Regions from separate parts of the Homo sapiens genome. Here region 1 is linked to region 2. A link is an interaction called in ENCODE POLR2A ChIA-PET data of the cell type or tissue named here. Cell type or tissue: B cell. All regions are shown on one strand. Each heading gives the region's core, and the rest is flanking DNA. Links, peaks and the distances in the headings are about the cores only.

Region 1 (11,257 bases), core at 1,626-9,625, 230 kb before region 2:
GGCTAGCATATGAAGTCGAGGAAATCGGCTCTTGAACAGAACCAAAGGACAAAGAAATAGAACAAAAGAGAAACAAGGAGGCCAGGTGCGGTGGCCCACACCTCTAATCCCAGCACTTTGGCAAGCAGAGGCAGGACGATCACTTGAGCCCAGGAGTTTGAGACCTGCCTGGGCAACATACTGAGACCCCATTCTCCAAAAAAAAGAAAAAGAAAAAAAGAAAAACGAGTTTGAAAAGAGAAACAGAGAAAACATTAGAAGCTCAGTTTTCTGAGGACCAACATCTAACCAATAGGAATTTCAGAACAAAGAAAGGAAATTATCAAAGAAACTGTAAGAGAAAATTACACAGACCAAAATGACATGTTTCCAAATTGAAACACCCTATGCTAAGGACCCAGTACAATGGAAGAACATAGATCCATACCAAGGTACCTCATAATGAGATTTACCACCAACAGGACTAAGACGAGCTCCTAAAAGCTTCTAAGACAGTGAGAAAAGGGTCACATACAAAAGATGATAAATCAGAAGAAGCATCAGATCTCCCAATTAATTCAAAACAATGGAGCAATGCCTTCAAAATCCCAAGAGAAAATTATTTCCAACCTAAAATTCTCCACTCAAACTGTCCCAGTAGAATGAAGACATTTTCAACATTTAGGGTCTCAAAATGTTTGTATTCTGTGATGGGTTAACTTGTGTTCCCCCAAAAGATTAATTGAAGTCTTAATCCCCAATCCCTCCCAATGCGACCTTAACTGAAAATGGGGTCATTGCAGATATCATTAAGTCAAGATGAGGTCATACGAGAATAGGACATGCCCTTAACCCAATAGAACTGATGTCTCTATTAGAAAAGAAAAATCTGGACACAGACACACACACACAGGGAGAATGCCACATGACAAAAGAGGCAGAGATTAGAGAGGATGCGGCTGTAAGCCAAGGAACACCAAGCTTCAACATCCATCACCAAATGCTTGGAAAAGGCAAGGGAGGGTTGTCCCCAGAGCCTTAGAGAGAACATGGCCCTGGTGGCTCCTTGACTCAAACTTACAGCCTTCAGAACTGTGAAAGAACAAATTTCTGTTGCTTTAAGCTGCCCAATTCAGTAATTAGTTACAGAACCCTTGGAAATGAATACACCTCCAATGTATGCTTTCTTTGGAAGCTACTGAAAGATGTACTCCATCAGAACAAAGGAATAAACCAAGAGATATGACACAGGTTTAAGAAAAAGGGATTGTGACCCAGAGGAGAAGTAAAAGGAATTCCCAGGTTGATGGAAAAGGGAGGCTGCAGAACCACAGCTGTGCAACTGGTCGTCTTTGGAGCAGGACTCAGGCTCCAGGAAGAGGGTCCCCAAGAAAAATAACAAAACTAATTGAAGTCAATGAACAATCTGATGTGTCTGACCACCTGGAAAAAAGTTTTGCAATGCTGCTGAAAATTCTGTAATTAGTAGACAAAAATTATAGAAAACTAATCAAATAGAAAAATAAAGGCAATTACAAAACTCCAGAAAAAAACAATAGGTCACCATGATAGGACACCATATATCTCAGCTATGTAAGACATTTATAGTTATAATTGGGTAAGCATCAGATGTTAACAAAAGGTAACTCTTTTAAGAAAATGGAAGAGAATATGTATTTGAAAGGGGCACCAATCTAAGAGTTAAATTCTTATCTTCTCTAGTAAGAAACCTATGGAGAAGGCCTAAAGCTGAAAAATCAAGAAATAACAGCATGATTATATTATTTTTAAATATGGAGAATATAAACAGAAAAAATGGCTAAAAGAATTTAGCGTGCTTACTGTTTTAAGCAAGACTTGGGGTAGGGGCCAGGCACAGTGGCTCACACCTGTAATACCAGCACTTTGGGAGGCCAAAGAAGGTGGATCACTTGAGCTCAGGAGTTCAAGACCAGCCTGGCCAACAGAGTGAAACCCCGTCTCTACTAAAAATAGAAAAATTTGCCAGGTGTGGTGGCACACACCTGTAATTCCAGCTACTTGGGAGGCTGAGGCACGAGAAGAGCTTGAGTCTTGGATGCAGAGGTTGCAGTGAGCCGAGATCGTGCCACTGCACTCCAGCCTGGGTGACAGAGTAAGACTCCGTCTCAAAAAAGAAAAAAAAAAAAAAAGAAAAAGAGAAACAAACAAACAACATAGGCAGATGTGACAAAGAGGATGTATAAACTTTAATCAACTTTTATAAACTTTAATCTTTTAGATTAAACTTTATAAACTTTAATCAACTTTTAGAAAACGTAGTTCAGGTCTACACAAGAGCAGAGAGCATAATACAATGAGCCCCCATGGGACCCAGCTTCGACAATGAGCAACTCACAGCCGAATTCACTTTTAAACAAGGTATCGCTTCGATAAAAATAAAAACTGAAAAAATGGAAAAAAAAATTCGTGGATAAAATTTTTTTTTTTTTTTCCTGAGGTGGAGTTTCACTCTTGTTGCCCAGGCTGGAGTGCAGTGGTGTGATCTCTGCTCACCGAAACCTCCGCCTCCTGGGTTCAAGCGATCCTCCTGCCTCAGCCTCCCGAGTAGCTGGCATTACAGGTGCCTGCCACCACACATGGCTAATTTTTGTATTTTTAGCAGAGATGGGGTTTCACCATGTTGGCCAGGCTGATCTTGAACTCCTGACCTCAAGTAATCCGCCCCCACACCCAGCCTCCTAAAGTACTAGGATTACAGGCGTGAGCCACCATTCCCAGCCGGTGGATTCATTTTTTAAAAGTGACAGACAGTGTTTTCGAGACACAAAGATCTGCAAATGCAAAGGCCCTGGAGTGTGTCTGGGGAACAAAAAGAGGCCTCTGAGCCTGCAGGATAACGAGCAAGGGGGAGAGTGGGGTGGGACAAGGCTGGAGAAGGAGGAAGGGCCTGACACTTGACTGGCAAAGGTAAGAAGTTACGATGTAATTATAAGCATCACGGCACTCATTAAAGATAAGGTTTTCGTTTGTTTGTTTTTAAAATTAAGACAGGTTCCTACTATGGTGCCCAGGCTGATCTCAGACTCCTGGCCTCGAGAAGTCCTCCCGCCTTGGCCTCCCACAGTGCTGGGATTACAGGCGTGAGCCACTGTGCCTGGCCCAGTTTGAGTCTTGAGTTAGCCTAGCCAACAAAAGGAAAAGGTGTTCCAGGAAGGAGGCATAGCTTGAGCAAAGGCCTGGAGATCAGAAACCTGAGCTGCTAGCCAAGGAGGCCCCACAGCCAACACTCACCTTCCCACTTCCACAGGGTGGCCCGAGATGTGTCCTTCCACTGCCCGCCTGCCACAAACAGCGGCCGCCCATTGTACTGCACCTTCAGGTGACTGCTGCTCTCCACATAGGGCAGGCGGAGGCTCAAGTGGTAAAGCTGCACGCGGCAATCCACCTGCCTCTCAGGCACCTGCAGCACAAACTGGAGAATGCCCACCCCCCCAAGATGCCAATGGGATCATGCCACCCCTGGCGTAGAATGTGCCCGGGAAGTTGAGGCAGCAGCGAGCCAAGATTGCACTACTGCACTCCACACGGGCAACGGGAGTGGAACGCAGTCCAAAAAAACAAAAAACAAGGAGCGTTGGTAAGGATGTGGAGAAATCTGAATTCTCATACGCTGATGGTGGGAATGTGAAATAGTGCAGCTACTGTGGAAAACAGTGTGGCAGTTTTTCAAAAAATTAAAGATCGGGCCGGGCACGGTGGCTCACGCCTGTAATCCCAGCACTTTGGGAGGCCGAGGCGGGTGGATCACGAGGTCAGGAGATCAAGACCATCCCAGCTAACACGGTGAAACCCCGTCTTTACTAAAAATACAAAAAATTAGCCGGGCATGGTGGTGGGCGCCTGTAGTCCCAGCTACCTGGGAGGCTGAGGCAGGAGAATGGTGTGAATTCAGGAGGCAGAGCTTGCAGTGAGCCGAGATCGCACCACTGCACTCCAGCCTGGGCACAGGGCCAGACTCCATCTCAAAAAAAAAAAAAAAAAAATTAAAGATCGAATTACCATACGCCCCAGAAATAACACTTCCAGGTATACATACAAAAGAATTGAAAGCAATAGAAAGAATCGAAAGCATCAGATATTTGCACACTCACGTTCATAACAGCATTTATTCACAATAGCCAAAAAATGGAAGCAACCCACATGTCCATCAACAGATGAACGGATAAACAAAATGCTGTCTATACAGACAATGGAGTATTCGGCCTTAAAAAGGAAGGAAATTTGACACATGCTACGATATGGATGAACCTTGAGGACATGCTAAGTAAAATAAGCCAGTCAAAAAAAGGACAGGACAGGCACGGTGGCTCACACCTGTAATCCCAGCACTATGGGAGGCCGAGGCAGGTGGATCACCTGGGTTCAGGAGTTCGAGACCAGCCTGGCCAACATGGTAAAACCCCTGTCTCTACGAAAAATACAAAAAATTAGCCAGGGCTGGGCGTGGTGGCTCACGCCAGTAATCCCAACACTTTGGGAGGCCAAGGCAGGCGGATCACCCGAGGTCAGGAGTTTAAGACCAGCCTGGCCAACATGGCAAAGCCCCATCTCTACTAAAAAATACAAAAATTAGCCGGGCGTGGTCGTGGGCGCCTGTAATCCCAGGTACTCAGGAGGCTGAGGCAGGGAGAATTGCTTGAACCCAGAGGCAGAAGTTGTAGTAAGCCAAGGTCGTGCCACTGCACTCCAGCCTGGGCAACAGGCTGAGACTCCATCTCAAAAAAAAAATTAGCCGTGTGTGGTGGCAGGTGACTGTAATCCCAGCTACTTGGGAGGCTGAGGCAGGAGAATCGCTTGAACCTGGGAGGCGGAGGTTGCAGTGAGCCAAGATTGCACCATTGTACTCCAGTGTGGGCAACAAAAGCGAAACTCTGTCTCAAAAAAAAAAAAAAAGACAAACGGTATGATTCCACGGCTCTGTGTTAGCTAGAGTAGTCAAAAATCCGAAACAGAAAGTAGAATGGTGCTTTCCAGGGACTGGGAGAAGGAGAGAATGGGGAGTCAGCATTTCCTGGTTATAGACTTGCAGTTTTGCAAGTTCTGGAGATAAGTAGTGGTGATGGTTGCACAAGAATGTAAATGCATGTAATGCCACCAAACTCCAAAATGGTTAAAATAGTAAATATGGCCGGGTGTGGTGGCTCATGCCTGTAACCCAGCACTTTGGGAGGCTGAGGTGAGCGGATCACCTGAGGTCAGGAGTTCAAGACCAGCCTGGCCAACATGGAGAAATCCCGTCTCTACTAAAAATACAAAAAAATTAGCCAGACGTGGTGGCAGGCACCTGTAATCCCAACTACTCAGGAGGCTGAGGCTGGAGAATTGCATGAACCCAGGAGGCGGAGGTTGCAGTGAGCCAAGATCATACCATTGCACTCCAGCCTGGGCGACAGAGCGAGACTCCATCTCCAAAAAAATAAAAAATAAAATAAATAAATAAATAAATAAAAAACAGTAAATTTTACATGATGTATACTTAGCCACAATTAAAATTAAAAGTTAATATTTAAAAGATCATTTGCAGGACTGGATGTGAAAAGGGAAAAAATATCCTAAACCAATTTTTTTTTTTTTTTTTTTTTTTTTTGAAAAGGAGTCTCGCTGTTTCGCCCAGGCCAGACTGCAGTGGTGCGATCTCGGCTCACTGCAAGCTCCGCCTCTGGGGTTCAAGCCATTCTCCTGCCTCAGCCTCCCGAGTAGCTGGGGCTACAGGCACCTGCCCCCGCGCCCAGCTAATTTTTTGTATTTTTAGTAGAGACGGTGTTTCGCCGTGTTAGCCAGGATGGTCTCGATCTCCTGATCTCGTGATCCGCCCGCCTCGGCCTCCCAAAGTGCTGGGATTACAGGCATGAGCCACTGCGCCCGGCCCCTAAACAAATTTTTAAATAAACATACAAGGTTAAATGTGTGCTGTGTAAGAACCACCACCTGTTCAGCTGCTGAGCACACCATCAGTCCTAACTCAGCAAAAGAACCCACCCTCTGGGAAAGACTAAAAGCGAACCGCTCTTTCAAAAATGCATTTTTACAGGTGGAAATCTATGTTTCCCAAGCCCTCCTGCCAGTCCTTGGCACTCTGACAAGTGTTTCTCACCCCTGGGGACATGGGGTCATGGGGCTGGAGATGCAAAAGGGAAAGTCACCAAGGCTAAGTTTCAGCTGCTTGCATCCTTGTAGCCAGGGCCAGAGGGCCATGTGGGGGTTCCCCAGCTCCTACCGTCCATGCTGGACTCATGGGGCACGGCTCTGCCGCAGTGGCCAGGCTCACCTCCATGAAGTGATTGCTCAGGGCGGGCCCCGAGTCATTCTTGAAGGTCTGGCTGACACGGAGATGCCTCTTGTTGCTGTTCTTGTCCCAGTGCTTCCCGTAGCTCACCTCCAGCTGTGAGTGCAGGTGGCCCGAGTCCTCCTCATGCCAGAGCTGGACCTGGGACACACATGGGTGGTGAACTGCCCATGGAGGCCCTGCCCACCCAGTCCCTGGGCCTCCTCATAGCCACCCACTCCAGGGATATCAGCCTGGTTTTCAGAAGAGACGGTTCTGTAGAAAGCACTATTTTTTTTTAATTTATTACTTATTTATTTTAGAGACAAGATCTCACTCTCCCACCCAGACTGGAGTACAGTGGCGCCATCTTTGCTCACTGCAACCTCCGCCTCCTGGGCTGAAGCGTTCCTGGATGAACAGACATAAGACTGAGACTGAAGTTCCAGCCCCGGATCCATTCCCATATGGCTATGTGATTGTGAGCAAGTCCATCTCTTTGGGGATGAGTTCAGGGTACTCAGATCACCACTTGCCTGACTCTAGTGCTCTCTCCGGATGTCGCACCTGGCCTGGGAACCCACCTTGTGGCTGAAGGCTAGGATCTGTGTGCAGTGGAGCTCGTGGCGCAGCTCCAGCCTGTAGGCACCGTCTGAGCCACTGTCTGCCCGCAGCTTCTGGCTGGTGCTGCACTCGTGTGCCGCCTGCTTTGCCTGACCTGTGTGGATCAACCCAGAGACCCCTGCCCTCCTCTGCCAGGCAGCCCTCCACCAGGGCTCCAAGAGAAGGAGGGCCCGGCCCAGCCTGGCCTCAGCCACACCCCCCATGCTTTGCTCCACCTGTCACTCCATTAGAACCTGTCGATGGGGAGGTGTTAAGAGATGGGTGAATGTCTCCTCAACAGACACACTTTTTAATGGGCAGGTATTCAGTCCTACTCAGAGCCAACAGAATGACTAATGGAAAACCCCGTGGTGACAGCGTATCTCAGCTCACGGAGCCACAGCCCTAGGAAACAGGGCAGGCCCTGCCACCTCCACCTGCCCCGCAACCAGGCACGCAGTGCCTTACCCAGGAGGCTGTACTGGATCCTCAGGGAGTTGGTCCAGAGCTGGCCCCGTTGCTGCAGCAGGCCAAGGGCACGAAGCCCCACCAGCCCTGGCACAAACAGCTCGGCACCCAGGGCGGCCACCCTCCGTCCATTCTCCTCCTTCCTCTCCAGCAGTGCTGCAGGGACAGAGAGCAGGCAGATGAGAGGGTCAGCCCCCAGGGACCAGCACCCCCATCCCCAGGCAAAGAAGGGACTCAGGTATCACCGAGGGGCCTTGGGGTTGGGGGCTCCTTGAAGAGCCAACATGTGCACCCTGCACAACAGGCCACAGACAGGCCTGATCACAGCTCACTGTAGCCTTGACCTCCCAGGCTCAATCGATCTTCCCACCTTAGCCTCCCGAGTAGCTGGAACTACAGACGTGTGCCACCACACTTGGCTAATTTTTGTATTTTTTGTAGAAGCAGGGATCTCACTATGTTGCCCAGGCTGGTCTTAAACTCCTGGGCTCAAGTAATCCTCCTGCGTTAGCTTCCCGAAGTGCTGGGATTTCAGGCGTGAGACACTGTGCCTGGCCCAAAAATAAAGTAGAATAAAACAAAATCGAACAGGACAGAAGAGAAAAGAAAGAATAGCCCATCATGGGTTGTTGGGTAAATTTCACCTTCTGAAGCTTCTGAGACACAGAAGGTCAGCCAGAACGCACAGGTGAAACTGGGCCAGCTGTTATGACTCCCAGACACCCACATCGGGGGGTCCACAGCCACTGCTCCAAGTACCCCCAGCCCCAGCTCCTGTCCTTACCTTGGAATCTTCCGGAACACCCATGAGCGGCACACCCAGGCGCCACTACCCCAGCTCCAGCACCAGGGCCAGCACCTGCTCACTCTGTGTGTGTTTTAAATGCCCAGTGTATTTTAGGTCAAAATGTTACAAGTGTTTCTTATCGTGGGTCAGAATAAAAACAGTCCAAAAGTTGCTATTTTAAGGTTTGTGGGTGCAGTTGGAGGTTGGGGGAGGTTCTGGGGGCTCACATGGAGCTTGGATCTGCCCTTGGATGGGATGTTGATATTAAGAGAAGCTGCAGTGATGAGGACCATAAGGAGGCACTTGGGCCACCACACCCTAACCTGGCCACAGAGCAGAGGGGACAGAAGGGGTCTCATCTCCTACCTGTCACGTTGGCCTGGTCACTCAGCAGATGGCTCAGCGATGCGGAGAAGGCCAGCTTGCTGCCCACCTGCCGTGTGAGGTTCCCGGTGAAGACGACGGGGCTGCCCCCCGTCACCAGTTTCACCTCCAGCTGCGCCTGGAACCGCTCAGCCTCGCCACCCATGGCTGGCTGCAGGTCACTCCAGCCCTGAAACGGCCTCAGTGTCACCTGGGAGGACAGGCTTGGCCAGCAGGCCCAGCCCTTACCACACGAACTGGGACCAGACAGGGCAGGAGACAACATCGCTAACAACCTTCTACACCGATCCTTACCCAATTTTTCTTTTTCCTTGAGACAGAGTCTCACTTTGTCTCCCAAGCTGGAGTGCAGTGGTGGAATCCTGGCTCGCTGCAACCTCCACCTCCTGGGTTCAAGTGATTCTCCTGCCTCAGCCTCCCTGGGATTACAGTCACGTGCCACCACACCCGGCTAATTTTTTTATTTTTAGTAGAGATGGAGTTTCACTATGTTGGCTAGGCTGGTCTCAAGGTCCTGAGCACAAGTGATCCACCCGCCCTGGCCTTCCAAAGTGTTAGGATTACAGGCATGAACTACTGTGCCCAGCCCTTCCCCAATTTTTTAAACTCTGGATTTCTCAAAATTAGAAACCTGTGTTACAAACTCAGACATAAATGTAAGGGACTCCTCTTCTCTCCTTGACATCCCCCTCATTCAGTCCATCAGGAACTTGAGTCAACTGTCCCTATGGAACGCGTCTAGAATCAACCACTTCTGCCACCTCCGCTGCCTCACCAGCTGGAGCCCCGGTCATCGGCCTGTCTCACTGCAACATCCTCCTGGCTCTCCCGGCTCCCATCCCGCTGGTGGCAACTAATCTCCACACGGCAACCAGACACGTCGAATGATGGCACACTAGCCTTTCTTACAGTACAACCCAAAGTCCTTGTGAAGGCCAGCGAGGCCAGAACTTTCTCTGCTGGTCAGTGGTGCAGACCTGGCCATGGGAAGACACTGGCAGATGGGCCACGGGGACAGCTCACTACACACTCCACGGCCCCGCAAAGAAGATTCTCTGGAAAAGTCATGAGCAACTACAAATATCATCTTTGATGGCCCCGCCAACCTGTAGGCTCCCCACCCCCACGCCCCCCTGATGGCCACCAGCTGGTCAGTTTACCCAAAAGACGCCAAAACAAGACTCACTATTACCACACTGCCACTACTTAATGCTCTCTGTCCCCGATCCCCACAGATGTGTGTGCGGATGTGTGTGTATGAATGTGTGTGGATGTGTGTACAGATGTATCTGTACATGGATGTGTGTGTATACAGGGGTGTGTGTATACAGACGTGTATGTACACAGACATGTGGGTGCATACAGATGTATGAATGTGTGTATACATGGATGTGTCTGTATGTAGACATGTATGGACGTGTGTGTGAACGTATGTATACGGATGTGTAAAGAGGTGTATATATATGGATGCATGTATATGAATGTATGCATACAGATATGTCTACACGTGGATTGTGTGAATATGGATGTGTATGGATGTGTGTGTACGGACATGTGAACAGATATGTATATATGGATGTGTGTGTGGATATATGTACAGATATGTATATATATGGATGTGTGTATATATGAACGTATATACAGATGTGTCTACATATGGATGTTTGTGTGTATGAATATGTGTGTATGGACGTGTGTTTATGGACATGTATGTGTGTAAAGAGATGCATATATACGGATGCGTGCATATGAATGTGTACAGATATGTCCACATGTGGACTGTGTGAATATGGATGTATATGGACGTGTGTACACCACGGACATGTGAAAAGATATGTATATATGTGGATGTGTGTATATGAATGTGCATACAGATATGCATTTGGATGTGTGTGAATATGGATGTGTATGGACTCTGTACAGACATGTGTACAGATATGTGTGTATATACGAATGTATGTACAGCTGTATCTACATGTGGATGTTCGTGTATGTAAATATGGACGTGTGTATGATGTGTATGTGTATGGACATGTGTATGTCATATGTGTATGGATGTATGTGTGTGCACACACGAATATACAGACACACCCTTCTCCTTCCCTTTTTACAGAAACAGATGCTCGCTCTCCACTCTGCTCCCAGCTTTTCCTGCTGGCAGGCACATTCGAGCGATGGCTTTCTCCAGTCTGTATCAGAGGCTGTGCAGTGCTCGTCAGAGCTTCCTCAAGGTGCACATGAACAGGGTGAACACAGAATTTCTCACCCAAACCGGAACACTTTGCAGTTAAAGAGAACACTAGTTGTAAATGTGTCACGTCACCAGGCGTAAACTGGGGCTCTCCAGGCAACCCACGACCCAACCCCTGCACACTAGCAGGAGGGGGCACTGAACAGAACATTCTTCCCTAAACCAACCTTAAATCCCATTAGCTTTGAGACAAGTTGAACATAAGCTCTGGGACTTCGTATTCATGAGCTCATCTGCCTCAGTTTCTTCATCTTGTATTGGGTTACAGAGGACTTGAAGGGGGGACCTCCTGTCTGCTGAAACAGGCTCCAGAAAGTTCCGGAGTTCCGGCTGTTACTGTAATTGTGATGAGTCTGGGGCAGACGGAACTAGAATTTCTCCAAAGGCAAACATTTCCAGGCTGCAGGCAGCTCTATAGGGACCAGCAGGAAGATCCACGGGGAGGTAGAGGCAATCCGTGCTTGCACATTTAGCAAAC
Region 2 (11,257 bases), core at 1,419-9,418:
AGGTGTGAGCTGGGCGCTGATACTTCCAAGACATACAACATTCTACTACGTGGACGCTTTCCACTGAGTGGCAATGTGATGTCCTGAAAGTAAAAATGAACTTGCAGAAAATGCCGCACTGACACCTGAGGAGTCATTCACTCCTCACCTGACAGGATCTAGCCAAGTATTTTAATCCCTGAATAGCTCTGGGAAAAGAAAGGAAATCATTGAGCAAAATACATCAAGCCCCTCTGAAGATGGAAAATTATACCCTCTTTATGTTGTAAATCTGGATAGAGACCAAAAACAGCCTATTTTCTTAGCAGATTTGACATTAATTTTCTAATACAGAAAATGACATCTGTACTAACTCACCCAGCCTGTGCTCAATCACTGTGGGAGCTAACCGCAACTGCTCTAGAGGCCTGCCCCGGGCAGCTGGCACAGAGCTGGGCACACAGCTGGGCGCCCACACTCGGGCTAAGCAGACATGGAGCCACAACAGCATCCTTTATGGAAGGGGCTGCATCCTCCTTGCGGAGGGGCTATTCAGCTACTATTCATAAACAGTGCACACAAAAGATGAACATGTTTTCAATCTTTACCTTGACAGAAGTTTTTAGAAAGCATAACTGGGGGGAGTGAGGGTGCGGTAAGTGTCATGTATGTGTCCAAAAGGATGAAATTTGCTTTTCAAAAAATGGCACAACCAGGCTGAGCACAGGGGCTCACGCCTGTAAATCCAACACTTTGGGAGGCCGAGGTGGGTGGACTGTTTGAGCCCAGGAGTTCGAGACTAGCCTGGGCAACATGGGGAAACCCTGTCTCTACAAAAAATTGGCCGGGTATTCTGGCACATGCCTGTAGTCCCAGCTACTTGGGAAGGTGGGAGAATCACCTGAACCTGGGAGGTTGGGGCTGCAGTGAGCTGTGATTGCACCACTGCATTCCAGCCTGGGCAACAGAGTGAGACCCTGTCTCAAAAAAACAACAACGCCGGGCGTGGTGGCTCACGTCTGTAATCCCAGCACTTTAGGAGGCCGAGGCAGGCAGATCACGAGGTCAGGTGATCGAGACCATCCTGGCTAACGCGGTGAAACGCCACCCGTCTCTACTAAAAATACAAAAAATTAGCTGGGCATAATGGCGGGCGCCTGTAGTCCCAGCTACTCGGGAGGCTGAGGCAGGAGAATGGCGTGAACCCGGGAGGCGGAGCTTATAGTGAGCTGAGATTGCACCTCTGCACTCCAGCCTGGGCAACAGAGCAAGACTCCATCTCAAAAAAAAAAACAAAAACAAAAAACAACAACAGCAACAAAAGGCATAACCAAATGAAAACCATTTACCAAAAGTTTACTAACAAAACAGCACTCCTGCCTCACCTGTGCCAGCCTACCTAAAACATTAGTGTTCCTTTCTAAACAAGTGGGAGTGAACACTATATTCCATAATTAAATGCTTTTTCTCACTTGATTCTTACTTCAAAGAAAGCAAACTATAAAATTAAAACATTGTAAAAATCCACTCAGAATTCCATTGGGCTAAATAAGGCCCCCCTTTCTTATGCAGGCTGCAGGCTTGGTCTATATGCTTACTTTTTTTTTTCTGAGACACAGTCTTGCTCTGTCGCCCAGGCTGGAATGCAGTGGTGCAATCTCAGCTCCCTGTAACCTCCGGCTGCTGGATTCAAGTGATTCTCCTGCCTCAGCCTCCTGAGTAGTTGGGACTACAGGCACGTGCCGCCACACTTGGCTAATTTTTTATTTTTAGTAGAGACAGGTTTTCACTATGTTGGCCAGGCTGGTCTCGAACTCCTGGCCTCAGGTGATCCGCCCACCTCGGCCTCCCAACATGCTGGGATTACAGGCATGAGCCACTGCACCTCGCCTATATCCTTACATATTTTTAAGAAGAGTTGTCATATATTTCATACTCTGTTCTTTTCCATTAACTGTATGAAAAGCACTGTTGAAGGATAAAAATTCCATTAAATGCCCAGCCATAATTTACTTAAACATTCATCTCCTGGTGGATGTAAACAATGCTATAATGATGAGCTCATGCTTCTTCGGAATTCCTATTCCATTACTTCTCCAAAGTAAAATTAACTGGGTCAAAAATGTGTTAACTGTTTTTGTTGATTTCTTGTAAATGTTGCCAAAATGCTTTCCAAAAGAGTTATGGCAATGTACTCATTCCATTAGATACATCTGACTGCAGTTTCCATTTTATTTTATCAACACAAGATTCTGTCACTTAAAACCACTGATTACTTTAATATGTTAAATGATACTTTGTTACTGTTTTAATTTACATTTATTAGGTTATAATTTCCCCACTTGTTTATTTACTCTCTCCTCTTAAAAGAAAAACCTGCTCACATCCTTTGTTCAGAATGGAATCGGTCTCAGCCATCTTCTAAACCATTTTAATTTCCGGGGAGGCTGGAGTATGAATGCCTGATTTAATCCTGGCCCCTCATTTGCAGCTTGAAACTCTGGGCAACTTGTCGAATCTTTCTATGTCTCAGTTTCCTCCTCAACACAAATAGCACTTTCTTTTTTTAACTAGAGTGCCTTCACTAAGCGTCGCAAGGACTCAGTCAGGTAATATGTATATCAAAAACTCTCCCAACATAGTAACTCCTCAGATTTGATTCTAATTATTACTTACAGTGCATATAACAGGTGACACAGAGACACTGGAAAATATATTAATGGTCCCCCTTTTTGTCTGCTTTCCCTGTTTTCACTGCACGTATTTCTAGTGGAATCTGTCCATTTTTCTCTCTTTATTTTTCCAACTGCTTCCACTTTGGAAAGTTTCCATCTCCCAGAGGAATCAGCAAATCCTATTTTTTGTTTTGATTTTTTTATATTTAACTCTTATCTATCTGTAGGGTTTTGGGGGAGGTGGGGGGTTAAATGTGAACAGTTTTCCTCACCCAAAACTGCTTACTACCCCATCTAAAGACTCTGTATTTGAGCCTTCTTTTCCCAAAAAATATTTTTAAAAATTTTGTTTACTCAAAAGCGCACATACAGTACCCATGGAATCACAATACCAGAATGTGGATATCTATTGGTCTTTCCTTTTAATTTCACAAATGAGATAAACCAGGGCTGGTGGAGAGATCTGCTTGGGATCCCAGGACCCACTGGCATTGCCTGGGGCAACTGTCCCATGGTATTCCACGGGGCCATCCTGGCAACCAGGTCAGTGCTCTCCCCACAGAACTGCACTCAGCCACCTACGAATCTAGTCAGGGCTAAACATCAACATCATGGAAGGAACACTCAGAATTCATGAGGAAAAGTTCAGTTTCAAAGAGGCTTTGCTCATGGCTTCAACCTGACAATTAAATTCAGCCAAGTCCTACCAAAGGTTAATGGAAAATGGGCAGACCCTCACACACCATATGGCTAAGCTGCAAATAAGAGTGAAAATGGGCATACAGCCCAAAGCGCTGCAGAAGAGGCCTGCTTACCTTGCCACAGTGAATGTGTCCATGGGCAGGTTCCGAGCTAGCTGGATGAAGATGTGATTGAGGGATGGACAGAAGCCGCACCACGGAGCGTAATAGAGCAGGAGAACGTCCTGTGGGAAAGGGAAGACAGATGTTACTTGCACCGGGAAATGGGCTCTTCTTCATTTCTTTCCTCATTGCTTAGAATCCAGCAAGCACCCGAAAAATGCTACCTATGCAAATATTACAGTGAAAATTTTCATCTTTAGGTCTTTCCAATACTGTGCTTTCTGGAGCACTTTTCTGAAATTTAAAAACCACATGTAATTCATTCACGGTCCATAATTGGGCCATCACGTGGTTACTCTTCTATACATCAAAAACAGCTGCTCACCCCAACAACTGTAGTTTGGAAATTATTTTAAGAGGGACAGATGGCTTAACTTTTGCCTCTCATGACTCCATACCTGTTTTTGAAGGACTACTTCCCAAAAGGTATCAGTTGTCACTTCAGTGATTAAATGCTGAGACGGGAACTGGGCAGAGCCACTTCCAATGAGATGCCTTTTCAAGGGACTATAGAGAACGCTGAAGTTTTGAATAAAAGACTCTAAAAATAAAGAGAAAATGAGATCAACTCTCCTCTAGATACAAAGAGAATAGCTGGCCTACTTTTAAACTCCACATTTTAAAAACTCAAATGACTTCATAGGCTCACATTTTTAACATTTCACCTATCAGCAAAACCCCAAACAAAGCTGCCCGGGTGGCATCAGGTTTAGCTCTGGTAGTATTAACTCAGCAGACAGTAATGTGGATAACAAAACACTATGCAATGTTAGATGCTCTAATATTCATAGACTATTCTTTTTTTAAAAGGACTGGTCCACAAATAGACACCAAGTGAGACTGTATAAATCATCAACAAGCCACCATCTTTTCAAGAAATTTCACCCTATAATACTAAGACCTTTAAGCTTAACCACAAATGTGACAACTGCACAAGCTACAGTAGTGTGGAATGTGTTTAAATGCTCATTAATTTGAGGACAAGGAGCTACAGTTTTTTGTTTCCTTTATTAAGGTTCTTTAAGTTTCTTTTTTTAAAGGTTAAGAAAAAATTATATGTAGTGGAAAAATACATAAAACCCATAATAATCAAAAACCTGATTTGAACCAACAGTTTTACCACAAATTCTGCCATCTTCAGAGTCCTTTGCTTCATCTGAAACAATACTAATTTGAATTTCACTTTTTTTTTTTTTTTTAAAGAGACAGGGTCTCACTCTGTTGCCCAGGCTGGAGTACAGTGCTGCAATCATAGCTCACTGTAGCCTTAAACTCCTGGGCTCAAGCGATCCTCCTACCTCAGCCTCCAGAGTAGCTGGGACTACAGGCGTCCACCATTGCACTCAGCTAAAGTTTCAGTTCTTTTTCTTTCTTCTAACTCCCTCCATTTTGAGGTGCAATGGGCAATGCAGCGTGCAGAATGGAAGAGGAAGTGAAGAATGTCATGTGAATACTAAAGAGAATTCATGATCAGCATCTGAGAAACACTTAGTTGGCTATGTTTTTGAAACATGAAACCAAGAATTATTTCCTAATCTGAATAAAGCCTAAATTCTGAAACTAGCCTAGAGACAGCTGATTTATGAGTTAAGTCTCTAAACCAACAATGACACACAGTAGGTGTTTTTTACAAGCTCCCTAAGAATTCTGTCACTAACTGCAGGACAAAGAACAGCTAGGCTAAACATTTCAGAGAAGATACAGAAGATGGAAAGAAATCTAAAGAAGGCTTCTTTCAATTACCCTTAAATTCAAAGTGAACACATTATGAGGTCATTAAACACTTGAGCATTACTGAATGGAATTCAGGAAAATCTAATACAGACTACCTCAAAAATACATGCTTGTAGGAACACTGACCCCATTTCTCTGGAGTCTCTTTCCCATTTAAAAAAAAAATGCTTGTTTCATTTTAAGAAAGCTCAACACATCAAAATGACTTTAGATAACATGAATTGGGAGTAATCTATAATATCGACAGATTTATGCCCTTCAAAAAGTGACTGGTCACAGGGTTCTTTTACACAGTGAGGAACTCTTGGATTTATAATATGTAACTTGATATAGAAAAATCAATATTTACATAAAGCCTTTTCACAAATGTGTCTAATGTAAGAAACAAGCTTCACCTAGATTTGAAAGAGGATGGCTAAAAAGACTCATATGTAGAAGCTCTGAGTCTACTGTTGAGTTCATACTTTAAAACTTGAAATGAAAGGTTTCCTTCCCTACCAAATTCCTCCTTTCTCCATTCGGCATACACTGACCCTCCCTCCCGTTTCCAATGAGGCTGAACTAACGTGGCTTTTGAATTCTCACTTCATTGTGTGTAGTCAAGGGCATCAGCAAATTCCTGGGAACAGGCCAGGGTGGGTCAGCCCAATGTTGCTGCCAAGTCCCAGGGGCAAGCTCTGGGTGCTTTCTCATCATGGAGCCTTACTCCTCAAAAAGTGGGTTTTGCTGGTTTGCGACTGACACTTATTTATTTGCACTTTACACTTGTTACAGTGTAGGTACCCCAGGTCCCAGCAATATTACTCAGTACATTATGAAACAGCAGCAGAACAAATTAGGTCTGGTGGCCTTGATCCTTAGACATTTAAGCCTATGAGACAAAAAGGGAGGCAAGGCGGCTCTACTTCCTTCTTCACTGCTCTCTTTTTTTGGAGACGGAGTCTTGCTCTGTCGCCCAGGCTGGAGTGCAGGGGCGCGATCTCTGCTCACTGCAAGCTCTGCCTCCCAGGTTCACGACATTCTCCTGCCTCAGCCTCCCGAGTAGCTGGGACTACAGGCGCCCGCCAACGCGCCCGGCTAATTTTTTTTTTTTTTGTATTTTTAGTAGAGACGGGGTTTCACCACATTAGCCAGGATAGTCTCGATCTCCTGACCTCGTGATCCACCCGCCTCGGCCTCCCAAAGTGCTGGGATTACAGGCGTGAGCCACTGCGCCCGGCCACTGCTTTCTCTTTAAGCTCCTTTAGAACAAAGCTGCTGTCAAGGCTCACTTTCATCAGCCCCTAGGACATCCCACCAGAATAGCTCTCCACCTCCCTGCCTGTTCTAGTCCCCAAGTCCCCACTGCCTGCAGCTGGTTCTACCTTAGACATGTGACAGAAATCGCCAATTTAGAAAGTGGGACTCTTACCCCCACCATGGGCTAAATGACAAACTTATCCAAAATTCAGAGTGAGGAAGTTTCTGTTCCATTTAATAGACAAAATTAGCTTCTTTGAAAATTATGACTGATGGTGGTCTAAAGACTTAAAATGAGCTACGAAGGTGACATCACCCCACAACTAAATGTAATGAGAGCCATCAATAAAATTTACCCATATGAAGTCAAGCAAAATGTACAATGCTTGGGGAAATAAACTGCCTGCAGTACCTAGGGTGAGCTTCATCAGTGCTTGCTTTGGATCCAAGATGTAATGAGATTCTTCTTTCACGTCAACAATTGCCGCAAATTCTTTCACCTGAGTGGAGCTCGGAGCACCCAGTCTCTCTGCATATAACCAAAACAAATTTGAATCCAAAAGGTAGATGTTGAGAGTCTTGTTGGTTCTGCAGCTCAGGCCTGTGAAGTTTGTGCTAGTCATGTCCACTTCTGGAAAGAGATACCTGTTCTCCTCAATGTGAGGAACGGAGCTTGGGGCATCAACCTCACATTTCTTCTCAAGGGAAGAAAATGCAACAGTAGGGGCTTCAAAGACACCTTGTTCAGAGTCGATGAAGCCTGACACACCCCTGCTTATGGTCCTGCAACATGCAGTGTAGTAGCTGAAGGGGCTATAGGAAGTTAAAAAATTGCTGCATTCTATGCTGTCTGATGCCACATGATAAAAGGTCTGCTCCTTGAGGTAGAAAGAATCCAGAGCTGCTGCCATTTCAAAAAAGCTGCACTGTGGCACGCTGACCGAGCTCGGCTTCATGCCCCCGGAGGTCTGGTTGACACAGAGTTCACAGACGTTGTGGGTCCTGGAGAAGGAGTGCCACTGGGGCAGCACCACAGTGTTGCAGCAGGGGGACGCTGTGATCGTTGGCGGGTCTGGCAGCTGTGCCGGCACTTCCAGGGCCAGGGACTCCAGCACTGGAGCATCCACCCGCCGCAGGTGCTGAAGGAGACGCTCCACCACCTGGTCCCCATGACAGTTGTTGTACTCCAAGGCCACTTCGGTGATCTGAAATACAGGGCAGAGTTGGTGAAGGGCTTGGGGATGACTGAGGGACTAGCACCCCGTTAGCCACGTTTCACTTTCTGTAATTTCAGTTATCCATGGTCAACTCCGGTTCAAAAATACTAAATGGAAAATTCCAGAAATAAACAAGTCGTAAGTTTTAAACTACATGTCGCTCTGAGTAGTGTGATGAAATTTTTGCCATTACAAAAACTGCGAGCCATCCCTTTGTCCAGCGTGTCCATGCTGTGGATGCTGCCAGCCTGTTACTTAGTAGCCAACGCAGTTATCAGATCAACTGTCTCAGTATCACAGTGCTTGTCTTCAAGTAACCCTTTATTTATTAGAAGGGCCCCCAAAGTGTAAGGATAGTGATGCTGGCAATTCAGATATGCCAAAGAGAAGCCAAAAATGCTTCCTTTAAGTGAAACGGCAAAAGTCTCAATAAGGAAAAAAAAAGAGGTAAGGATGTTAAGATCTTCGGTAAGAACGAATCTTCTACCCATGAAATTGTGAAGAAAAGTGAAATTCGTGTGTAGTATATACAGGGTTCAGTACCATCTGTGGTTTCAGGCATTCATTGGGGGTCTTGGAACGTATCACCAAGAATACGCAGCAGGGTAGATGAGAGTGCAGGGGGAGATGGTTACTATATTTTTAAAAATACAACCCCAGGCATGGCACTCCTGGGCCAAATGGTACGCTGCCCATGAGATAAAACCTCCACACAATCTGGCCCGTTTGGCTTTCCAGTCTCACCCTACCCTCTTCAGAACAGACCAGGCCCTCCTGCAATGCCACACCTTTACGGAGTCCTGGCTGGGGACACCGGCTCCTCCATCTGTTCCCAAGGCCCAGCACCAGGGCAGCTGCTTCAGGGAAGCTAGTCCTACTCCCACTCCAGGAAGAGCTAGTTTTTGCACCTCCAGTGTCCCTGAGACCCCTTCTACAGTCTCACAAGCTTCTGCTGAGACATCCCTCTTCCCCACAAACTTACAGAACCTCACAGGCAGAAGCCACATTGGATTTATCCTGCCATCCCCGGGGCCTAGCACAGGGCCAGGCACATAACAAATGCTCAGTAAACCCCTGATGAATGAGTGGCAGCTCAGGGTAATGCACACAATCCTCTGTCTTGGTGAGATTTGCCACTTTACCGTCAAGCCAGTATTGGCAATTTGAATTTATATTTTATTCTAAGATTCTTCCATTTCCAAAAAGAATATTTCGTTACCCACCTCCCATTCTGGTTTCCTGAGAAAGACATGTAAGTTATAATCCAAAGGCATTTACTCTCTAAAACAGAAGAGTCTGTCAACTTGAATCAAATCTCACCACAGTTAGTTACAGGGTGCTGTCACTCAGGATTTTGTTTCGCTGTGTGTGTGTGTGTGTCTGTGTGTCTGCATGTGTAAAACAATTCAATGAGTGTAATTTCCAATTTAAAAACACAAGTTTTATAAAAATAAAAATAAAAAAGTTTTATAACGTAATATTTATAGTTAATTCAAAACATACATATTTGTACACAAAAATAAATTGTTTCAATAGTTCTCGGCATAAAAAAAGTCACTTTATAACCCACCAGAAAACTACTGGGTCAAGAAAAGAAGTCACTTTAGATGATAGGCCAGTGCTTGAAATTTTATTTCCCCTGCACAAAAACATCTCAGTGGTTTTTGGATGAGGCTCTGACAGCATGCAGTACTAACAAGGTCAAGCCTATATAATCCGTGAAGAGCCCAGATGCCCTCTGGCCCCATCCTGGTACTGTTTTAGATTCAAAGACGCAGTAATAGACAACTACTCCCACCCACTCCCGCAAAAACCTCCATAAGACTTCACGATTTACTGTAATCTTTTACAGAAGTCCAAGTAGGAGATCATTAATTATATTATAGAGAAGAAAATTCCTTGAAAAATCTTTCTTCATCTCTTTTAGCTTCAGTATCTCATAAACAAAGCAGCCACGTAAAGAATATTTTTAATTGAAGAAAGTATTCTGTCTACAGCAATGCTTTTTTTTTTTTTTTTTTTTTTTTTTTTTGAGACAGAGTTTCACTCTTGTTGCCCAGGCCGGAGTACAATGGCATGATCTCAGCTCACTGCAACCTCCCACTTCCAGGTTCAAGCAATTCTCCTGCCTTAGCCTCCCAGGTAGCTGGGATTACAGGCATGCATCACGACACCCAGCCAATTTTTTCTATTTTTATTTCGCCTGGTTAATTTTTTGCATTTTTAGGAGAGACGAGATTTCACCATGTTGGCCAGGCTGGTCTCGAACTCCTGACCTCAGGTGATCCACCTGCCTCGGCCTCCCAGGGCTGTAATCCCACTGGGATTGTAAGCATGAGCCACCGCGCCCGACCAGCAATGCTTTTTTTTGAGACGGAGTTTTGCTCCAGTTGCACAGGCTAGAGGGCAGTGGCACCATCTTGACTCACTGCAACCTCTGCCTCCCAGGTTCAAGCGTTTCTCCTGCCTCAGCCTCCCAAGTAGCTGAGACTACAGGCGCACACCACCATGCCTGGCTAATTTTTATATTTTTAGTAGAGACGAGGTTTCACTATGTTGGCCAGGCTGGTCTTGAATTCCTGATCTCAGGTGATGTGATCCACCCTCCTCAGCCTCCCAAAGTGCTGGGATTACAGGCGTGAGCCACTGCGCCCAGCCAGCAATGCTCTTAAAGAGTTAGGCATTATCATTTTTCTCCTATGAAGGGGAATTTATGTTTCTATTCCTTTTACCTAACAGGCAGTTTTGAAAACACAACTCATGTCACATTCTGTGTATCACTTGATGTCATTTATTTCATGTGAATAATTAAGGAAATCTTGGCAAATAACTGTTCGCACAGTAGATGTTTCCTTCTATTTTCTTTAATCAGGGAAATCTGTGAGCCTGAACATGCTAACCACGCCTTTGCTTACCAGATTCAGACGATGTGAATGCCTCAAATAAACACCTTTAAAATAGGAAACAAGTCACGAAGACTCTTTGCTGGCTGAGGTAAGCATTTCCTTTGATTAACAAGTTGTGTAATACACACTGTGATGTCTTATAACCTCTCTAGAACTCTCTAGAGACACCAGGGTGTCAGTGGCCTCACGCCAGTGTCAGGATCTGTACTTTTGCATGTGTGTGTGGGTACACATGCAGGTATGCATGTGTGTAGAAGCAGCTACCCACTATGGGCTTGGTGCGGCCACCATATGGTCACTCCTGACTGGCATCCTACATGCACCACAGCACAACTGTCCAGAATGTTGGTGCTTGGTATGCCCCCAACTCTATTCCACTCACTCTAAGATGACCTCTCTCTTCTCAACAATGCAAGCATCCTCAAAGTTCTGCCCAATATTAGGCCTAAGGTGGTAATGAAAAAGTAAAGCCACCTAACTCTTTCGTGGTCAACAAGCTAATGAATTTACAGCTCATCTTGCGTAAGTACAGCGTTCATCCTTCCCACCTTACCCAAAGGCTTCTTCATCTCTAGTCACTGTGTCACAGTTTCCCCGATCATAGACCCTACTTTCCACCCTCCACCTCTACCACCCAAGTTCAG

The links. ChIA-PET counts read pairs that join two places held together with the same protein. Peaks named below come from ENCODE experiments on the same cell type or tissue, not always from the same donor. Only the 100,000 strongest peaks of a DNase experiment are listed, where the experiment ranks them.
Region 1: POLR2A ChIA-PET joins it to region 2 with 11 read pairs; 2 of 35 experiments call an interaction of 5 or more read pairs at or near these places.

The regions. Positions count from the first base shown.
Region 1 is chr16:11,453,607-11,464,863 of GRCh38, forward strand. It overlaps LOC400499 (putative uncharacterized protein LOC400499), which reads right to left. Exons shown (of 67, transcript NM_001370704.1): 24 at 8,511-8,697; 25 at 7,358-7,513; 26 at 6,871-7,004; 27 at 6,290-6,448; 28 at 3,253-3,433. Among named protein-coding and RNA genes, the nearest start is that of RMI2, 110 kb to the left of the region's middle. RefSeq lists enhancers at 2,873-3,392, 3,393-3,910, 4,903-5,042. In B cell, for the core only: no CTCF peak of the experiment used is centred there; no DNase peak of the experiment used is centred there.
Region 2 is chr16:11,684,388-11,695,644 of GRCh38, forward strand. It overlaps TXNDC11 (thioredoxin domain containing 11), which reads right to left. Exons shown (of 12, transcript NM_015914.7): 8 at 6,903-7,695; 9 at 3,916-4,058; 10 at 3,470-3,579. Among named protein-coding and RNA genes, the nearest start is that of SNN, 22 kb to the left of the region's middle. In B cell, for the core only: no CTCF peak of the experiment used is centred there; DNase peaks (open chromatin) are centred at 4,924 and 5,834; H3K4me3 peaks cover 1,466 bases; H3K27ac peaks cover 4,530 bases.